Regions from separate parts of the Homo sapiens genome. Here all the other regions are linked to region 2. Evidence: chromatin contacts called from ENCODE Hi-C or POLR2A ChIA-PET data. All regions are on one chromosome and are shown on one strand. Each heading gives the region's core, a stretch centred on a gene start or an enhancer-like site at or near the end of the contact. The rest is flanking DNA. Distances are from core to core; before and after follow the strand shown.

Evidence for each region. A loop is a pair of places that touch in the nucleus more often than their neighbours do. ChIA-PET counts read pairs that join two places held with the same protein, here RNA polymerase II (POLR2A). Pooled maps may share reads with other maps.
Region 1: a map of PC-9 shows a loop between it and region 2 (4-fold over the local background). The contact joins the promoter of TMEM40 here to the enhancer-like site in region 2. A Hi-C loop is called at or near these places in 1 of 168 maps with a recorded cell type or tissue (PC-9), 2 of 37 single-sample maps with no recorded cell type and 3 of 50 pooled maps.
Region 3: a pooled map shows a loop between it and region 2 (9-fold over the local background). The contact joins two enhancer-like sites. A Hi-C loop is called at or near these places in 9 of 50 pooled maps. POLR2A ChIA-PET finds 5 or more read pairs at or near these places in 2 of 52 experiments (AG04450 and activated CD4-positive, alpha-beta T cell).

What each region holds. Positions count from the first base shown.
Region 1 is chr3:12,757,902-12,760,601 of GRCh38, reverse strand. TMEM40 (transmembrane protein 40) reads left to right here and starts at 1,343. Exons shown (of 12, transcript NM_018306.4): 1 at 1,343-1,411. RefSeq lists a silencer at 641-730 and enhancers at 755-1,340, 2,296-2,475.
Region 2 is chr3:12,192,157-12,194,856 of GRCh38, reverse strand. No RefSeq gene overlaps it. Among named protein-coding and RNA genes, the nearest start is that of TIMP4, 35 kb to the right of the region's middle. RefSeq lists an enhancer at 1-16. Within about 2 kb of position 1,261, at least 13 of the 41 ENCODE cell types and tissues checked have a DNase peak (open chromatin) inside an H3K27ac peak, as active enhancers do; they include PC-9, where a contact is called at or near this core.
Region 3 is chr3:11,623,453-11,626,152 of GRCh38, reverse strand. All of the region lies in intron 1 of VGLL4 (vestigial like family member 4), which reads left to right. Among named protein-coding and RNA genes, the nearest start is that of VGLL4, 19 kb to the left of the region's middle. RefSeq lists an enhancer at 1,648-1,697. Within about 2 kb of position 1,257, at least 4 of the 41 ENCODE cell types and tissues checked have a DNase peak (open chromatin) inside an H3K27ac peak, as active enhancers do.

The sequences.
Region 1 (2,700 bases), core at 94-2,593, 570 kb before region 2:
TACTTTAAGCAGGATGGTCAGATAAGGCTTCATGGAGTAGGTGACTTGTGAGGAGAGAGCTGAAGTGAGCGGGGGGCCAGGTGGCTTTCTAGGGGGAGAGCACTCCAGGCAGAGGGAACAGCCAGGGCAAAGGCCCTGAGGAGGGAGCCCACCCAGGGGAACTGGAACATGTTCCAGTGTTACTGGAGCAGAGTGAGGGAGGAAGTCATGGGAACCAAGGTCAGAGAGGGCCAGAGGTGTGGGGAAGATCTCGCAGGGGCTTGTAAGACCTTGGGTTTTACCCTGAGTGCAGTGGGAGTGTGGCAGCTGCTGAGCGGGGAGGGACATGAGCTGCTTTGGGTTTGAACAGGACCCCCTGGCTGCCTGGCTGATGAGAATAGCCAGGGGCGAGGCGGGGAGCAGGGAGCCCAGTGTTGACACTGGCTGGATCAAGGTGACAGTTGAGGAGTGGAGAGAAGGGGCTGAATTCAGGCTATACTGAAGGCAGGACCAACAGGATTTTCCAGATGGGTCAGATACAGAGTGTGAGAAAGCAAAGTGTCAAGATCTGGGGGCTGAGCTTAGGGTATGGAAGACCCCTCTTCAGGAAGTCCTCCTGGGGAGCCCACAGCTCCTGGGCCTTGCCTGTTTCCCTCCAAGGCTGGGGGCTCCCGTGGTAGGACTTGTTTCCTGTCCTGCTGCCACAGTGCTGGATAAGTGAGAGGTGAGAGGTGGAGGCAAGCTGAGCTGGGGCCCTGCCCTCGGCTGTGTGAGGTCTGACACTGCTCCTCTCACCTCTCTAGGGACCTGTGTTTTCCCACTTGCACAAGGCGAGTGGGTGCTCTCCAAAAGTACTTCTAGCTGTAACCCAGTTTCCTCCCTAGGAGTGGGCACTGCCAGTCTCCTGAGCCCCCAGGCCCTCTCTCCTGCTCCCTGCCCAACCTCAGCCTCCTGGGAGCATTGGAATATCTTCCTTCCCCTCTGGGACGCGCAGGGCAGGTTGGGACACGTGGCTGGGGCCTGAGTCAGCCTCACCAATGTGGGTGGAGGGGGTACCTGGGACACGTCCCCTCCTTCCTTCCCAGAGCTTGGTACAGCCAAGGGTGGCACAGCTGCCCCCATTTCACTGTCTCCTGGAGTCTGAAGGCATGGCTGTGGCCCTGAGGCAGGACCAGGCATGTAGCTGCCCCACCTGCCCCTCCGCAGTGTTGTAGGGAAGAGTCAAGTCAGACAGGAAGGCCTGGGGCTGATAGCACCAGCAGGAAGGAATGCCATCCCAGTGAGCGAGTGGGGCCCAGGGACAACGTCACGGTAGTCCCGCCCTCCTTGCTGTCACAGGTGCAGCCTGTCCTCTCCTTCCCCTGACCAGCCCAGCATCCACATAGTCTACACAGAGCTCCCCTTGCTGCCCAGACAAGCTGAAGGACCACAGGTAATGGGACATGGGGCTGGGTGAGCAGTGGGGTGGAGTGTCAGCTTTTAAGGAAATCGGGAGAAAGAGTGTCCTCAATAGGCTTGATATTGTGTGGTTCCTTGGTGGACCTGGGTTTGAGTCCCAGCTCTGCATCTTCCTAGCTGTGTGAGAACCTGTCTCTACTTCAGGGGAGGATGACAAATATTCACCTTCCTGGGTTGTGTTGAGGTTTCCACCCGCCTATACTTGGCCATGGTAGGTGACCAGCTCCCAATTCTGTCACCAACTTGCTGCAAGACTTTCAGAAAAACCCTTGACCTTTCTGAGCCTCAGTTTCCCTACTTGTAAAATGAAGGGTCCAGCTAGATCTCTGAAGGCACCTCACACCCTCACTGTTATGGAACCTAACAGCTTAGGAGGGGAGGGGTGTTCCCGCAAATGTCTCAGCCTCTGCACCACCATCAGTGACTACAGGCAGCTGCCCCTCTCTCTGCCCTTCCTGGAGGAAGCCACCCTGGGCTGCCAGCCAGGTTTGGGAGACTTGGAAGGAAGAAGTCAGCCGTCCTCTGCCTCCAGCTCAAAGGCACCCCCGGGGAGGATATGCCAGAGAGCTGGGCCATGGGGAGGGGGCCCTGCTGCCTGTTGGGGGCTCAGGCACAGGTGGTGTGGCCCAAGGGGAGGGGGGCTTGGCAGACCTCTCAGAGCTCCCCCCACCCACCCCCGTAGGCTGTCATCCTTGTCCTAGAGCCACCTCTGCTCAGAGCACCCTGGCTTTTAGGCCTCAAGCCAACCTAGTTTCCTTTTAAGGGGAATGAGAATGATTATGGTCTTGTGCTTATTATTTTCTTCTGTTTTGTTAAGAAACTGCCCAGAAGAGTTCAGAGCCCTAACTAAGGAGTCAGGAGTGTGTGTTAGTGGGAGTGGTGGGGAGTGAACTCAAGCTAGTGTAGCCCTAAAGCACCAGGTTACTTTTGCTGGGAAATCCTCCTTGTGAAAAGGATCAGAGAGAGAGAGATCTCAAGTGCTGGCTGCACGTCAGGGACCATGCTGGGCCTGCCCTGCTCCCTGCCTTATTTCACTTTCACAACAATCCTGTGGGTGGAGTCTTTCCTTTTTCTTTCTTTCTTTTTTTTTTTTTTAAATAACAGATTTACTGAGATGTAATTCACTACTATAAAATTCACCCTTTAAAAGTGTATAATTCAGGGCCAGGCGCCATGGCTCACCTATGTAATCCCATTACTTTGGGAGGCTGAGGCGGGTGGATCACTTTGAGGTCAGGAGTTCGAGACCAGCCTGGCCAACAT
Region 2 (2,700 bases), core at 12-2,511:
AACTTCCAGCTGTAAAACTCAGTGACTGAATTCTGTGCACCCAGCCCAGTCCCGGCAGGTGGCGTGCCTCCTGTCCTGTGGGCTGTGCACAGCTCACCTCCAGGGTGCGGTCTTCTCTGAGCTCCTGAGCTAGAAGCTTGCCCCACTGCAACAGCATATGCTGCTTGTGGTCCATTTTACACTTGCCTGGCTCATCTTATTCATTCTCCTTTCATATCTTACCTGAACTCATCTGCATTCCTCATATATTTTATTTAACTCCTACACAGTATTCCAATTTATGAATAAACCATATATTTTAATTCCCCACGAGAGGTGGTTATTTCCAGTCTTTGCACAAAGAGTGCTGTGACCAATATTCTTTTACTTGGTTTCTTATGTACATGTGCAAGAGATTCTCTAGAGTAAATGTTCAGAAATGGAATTGCTGAGTCATAGGGTTTACGCATGATTGCCAAATTGTTCCCTGAAATGGCAGTACCAACATGCACCCCCATTAGCAACGTGTAAGACTTCCTTCTGCTTCTCATATCCTCACCAATACCTATCAAGCTTATTTTTTTTTTCCAAACTAACATTTTGACTGCATTTGACTTAATGCATTACATTTTCTTCTTTATATTTACACATCTTCCCTACTGGGCTATAAACTTTGTAAGGGCCGAATCCTTGCTTAATTCATTTTTATATTCCTCTCATAAAATTTATGGCGCTAAATAAAATAAGGGGTTGTGAACAAATCAATAAAATACAGAATTAATTTATCTTGACCCAAGATGATGATGAGTTCCATGTGGGCAGGGATGAGGCTTTCTACCTTTACTAATCTGGGGTGAAGACATAGGTAGGGAATCCCCATAAACTGCAGAGGTGGTTGCACAGTGGTCAAAGCTGGCCTACAGACAAGGCTTCAAGATCTGTAGAAGACTGCAACCAATCTTTCAGAGATCTTAGCTGTAGATAATTTTTATCACAGTATTCACTGAATATTTATTGATGGTTGTTGAATAGCCAACTTCCCAGTCTCTGGGGCTGTCTTTTTTAAGTAGCAAGAAGGCTGTTTCTGAATGGAACTTCCCCACCCCCAGCCCCACCCCATTACTAAGGGCTGGAGAGAATCCATATGTCCTTCAGACCAGGGTGCTGCCTGACCTATGGTAAATGCCTCTCCTTTTTGTCACTGCAGCATTTCCAGGCTGACTCATTTTCTAAATAAGCCACTTGTGGTTTTTGGTCTGACATCACATGTGGAAGAATGAGTAATTTTTTAAGAACCAGAATTATATTCTATCAGAATAAGAAACATTGTGTATGTTACTCATGGTTTTAGGACAAGGGGTCAACACTGGTCACAGATGTCCTAACTTTCTCCCAGTCCTTCTTTCCCTGGGGTCAGGGGATGGAGAGAGAATGTAAAGAGGTGGATATGCTGTAAATTTTTGTGTGCACCTCTTATCACACTGTGTAAAATTTAATACAATTGTCTTGTTGACTTTGCTAGATTAAATAAAAGTAATATGGCAAAGTAGCTCAGGCCATGAGTTCTGCTGCTGCACTGCTTAGGTTGGTTCAAATCCCAGCTCTGCCACTTGCCCAGCTGAGTGACCCTGAGTGAGTTATTGACCTTGATGTGCCTCCATTTCTCATTTATAAAATAATAACAGCACCTACCATATAGGCTTATTATAAGGAACACATAAGTTGATGAGCATTAAGTATTTAGAATAGTGCCTGACTATGGAAGTGTCAGCAAATATTCCTATGAATCCATCACAATGTTTATGTTTATCGTAAGTGCTCAATAAATGTTTTGACTAAATGAATGACTTCTCTTAAAACATATTTGGAATCGGGGATAGAAGCAATGGCTAGTGGCAGACTCTTGGTTTGTGAAGGGGGTCAGAGTATGCTACCTCAAAATATGCCACTTTGGCATATTGTTTATGTTGAGCTGAAGGCAACAGAACAACAACAGATGCAGGAAAGGTTTTCCGACTTCCCCCTTCCTGTCTGAAGCAGGACTAAAACTTCTTGTGGGAAGGGTGCCTCTCCCCCAGAAGGAAGAAGGGAACAAACATTCTTATCACCAGAGACAGGGAGTTGACACTGAGATGAATCTCCACAGACAAAACCTTACTAAAACTTGTAACCCTTCTCTCCCATTAGTTTCTCCCATATATTTCCTACTTTCCCACAATTTACTGGCTGACTAGCCCAGACGCCTTTGTTTTGTCATATCGTCACAATTTATCATTCTTTGTTTAAAATGGTATACAAGTTTTGGGCTTAACAGCTTGGGTCTTCATTTTCCTTATGAAGATTCCCACGTACGCATAAAAATATTAAATAAAATGTGTATACGTTTGTCCTGTTCATCTGTCTTATGTATGCTTAATTTTCAGGCCCAGCCACAGAACGTTAAGAGGACATCTGCCTCCCCTACAGCTGGAAACAGAAGGAACTCTAAAGGTCAATTGCCTTGCGCCCAGGTACCCCACGCATTGGTTTGGTTGGTTTGTTCCTTAGTTATGTGTGTTGTGGGAGGAGGGCTCTCACCCCCCAGGGGTCACTCAATGGGAGGTTCTACTTCCTGTTTTCTAAGTGTAAGAAGAGGGTACGGTGCTCAATCCTTGAACTGTGAAAACAGAGAATGAGTAAGAAAGGAGACCCTGGTTCTCGGAGAAATTCATTCTCTGACCT
Region 3 (2,700 bases), core at 8-2,507, 570 kb after region 2:
CCACCATATTTACTCTCTCCAGTGCTGGCTCTCTTTCTGCTATAGCTTTTAAAAGATGATAGTTTCTTTAAGTTAAGATTTTTAACAGCTTTGCTGAGATATAATTCGTACACCATGCCATTCATTCGTTTAAATTATACAATTTAATGGTATTTAATATATTCACAGAGTTGTACAGTTATCACTGGGATCAAAGTTTAGAACATTTTCATCACTCCCGGAAGAAACCTTGACCCGTTTCACTCTCCATTCCCCCGTCCTGCTGGTCCCTGGCAGCCACAGATCTACTTTCTGTCTATATAGATCTGCTTATTCTGGGCATTTCATATAAATGGAATAATACAATATTTGGTCTTTTGTTACTTCATTCCTTTTTATTGCTGAGTAGTAGTTCCTTGTATGGCTGTACCACATTTTATTTACAAAAAAAAAAAATGTTTTTAAAGAAGCAATACTAGCTCCTGGATAAAGGTTGGGTTGAGCAGTTACACAGACTACAATGCTGCCTTCACTAATCTTTAGCTGTGAAAAAGGAAGAGAAAAACATGCCATTTTGTTTGCTGATTTGCACTTGAACCCCAGCAAAATGTCATGGTCCTAACCCTCTGGTGTAACCTGTCTGGAGCAATAGCATGGTTTATTTTTAGAATCTGAGTGACATTTTCTGTTTGGTAATCTGTCTAATTTCAGATGGAGCTATAGATATGGATATAGATAAAATTTGGCATTTTCAAACTTGTACTTTCAAAGACCTTAGAACCAAATGTCATTCAGCTGAAACCATAATGTATTATAAACTACGTCTTCTAGAGTTTTGTTGTCATAGAGGCAAATGAGATGCCAAATGCTAGCAATCCTATTTAGGAGGCCTACTATTAGGATTTAAAAGAAGTGGACTGCCAGAGATGAATTATGTGACACAGATGCTAACATCTAGTTATTATGAGTGATCCATTCTGTCATGAGGTAGCACTTGAAAAACAACCTGGGACAAAAGAACAGGCCTCTGGCACTACTGAATTTTTGGAGAGAGAAACCTTTAGAAGTTAGCATGTGGTTCTTTCTGGACATGTTCATTGCCTTAGTTCTTCTTTTGCAAATATTTTGTAAATATTCATGAAGTGAAATGAGATGTTTGAGAAGGCAGATCTGCAGATCCCCTAAAGAGCATTGTCAGTTATGCTGGGCTGTTCCTACCCTATCCCTCTGTTTACCTGCGGCGGCCTCTCAGAGCGTGATCGTGGTGGCTTTGTGGTGGTTTTAAATGTAATCGTGAGAAGCTAGCTGAGAGAATGCTAGCAGTGTTCCTTCGGATCAAGTTGAGACTAGCTGGTACAGTTAAGCCTAAGTTTCTTTTTGTTTCTTTCCTTGCCCCTCTCATTTTTCTAGACTTTGAGAAATTTACAGTTTGGTAGTTAAGGACTATGTTTGCAAGCCTAATTCAAAGCTTTTGGGGAATGAGTTGTTTTGTTGTGCAAAAGACAAATAGGAAGTATATGACTGTATGCCTTATAGGAATAGAAGGCAGCAGATAGTATAGCTATTTTCCATATGGGGAAACTGAGGCATGGGAGGGTTACTTAATGAAGTCCCTGATCTCTCAAGAGGCAAACATTAAAAAAAAAATTAGAGAAAGACGTCATTATTTGAAAATAGAGGTGAGCCCTCCTAAAGCTGGTCTTGAGCTGTTTCACGTGTTAGTGCTGGCAGGAGGTAACCAGGACGGCCTAAATCTTGCTTTCTGAAACTCGTTCATCAGGCATTTCCTGAGTGGATGTGAGTACTGAGATACATCATCAGTTCTCCCATGTGCCACGTCACTGCTGACACGTCCTTAGAAATGTCTGATGTGGTGTTGGCTGATCTTGGTATTGATCAGTTGTGAAAGTGGAAGAGGCATGAGAAGAGACACCTCTTGGGGCACGCTAAAATGACATATCGTGGGGGTCCCTGGACAACTTTTTATTAGGACTGGAGCCAGACCTAGGAATATGTGTTTTAAATAAGTCTTTTAGGTGATTCTGACGTAGGTCATCCAGGAACTCACTTTGGAAAGCATTGTACTAGACATGAAATAGGAGTGGCTGGATGAAAAACAATAAGGAAAATTTGCCCCGGTGCTGTGGCTCATGCCTGTAATCCCAGCACTTTGGGAGACAGAGGTGGGAGGATCACTTGAGCCCAGGAGTTCGAGACCAGCCTGGGCAACATGGTAAAACCCCATCTCTACAAAAAATACAAAAAATTAACCAAGCGTGGTGGAGGGCACTTGTAGTCCCAGCTGCTCGGGAGGTTGAGGTGGGAGGATCACTTGAGCCTGGGAGGTTGAGGCTGCAATGAATTATGATGGCACCACTGCACTCCAACCTAGGTGACAGAGATCCTGACTCAAAAAAAAAAAAAGAAAATTTTCACAGATTGGTGAAATTAAACTGAGAACCACTTTTGCTTTACATATGAGCTCAGCAGAGCCTTTAAATCACGATCAGGTTTAATTTACTATCTAATTTTCAGAAATACATTTGTCACCTGCAGACAGTTAGACCTAGACAGTTGTAGAAATTTTCAGCATTCCCAACTTACAGAAAACCCTGACAGAAAGAATACACAGCTGACCCTTGAACAATACCATCTGAACTTCGAGGGTCCACTTCGACTCAGGATTTTTTTTCAACCAATTGCAGACAGAAAATATTGCAG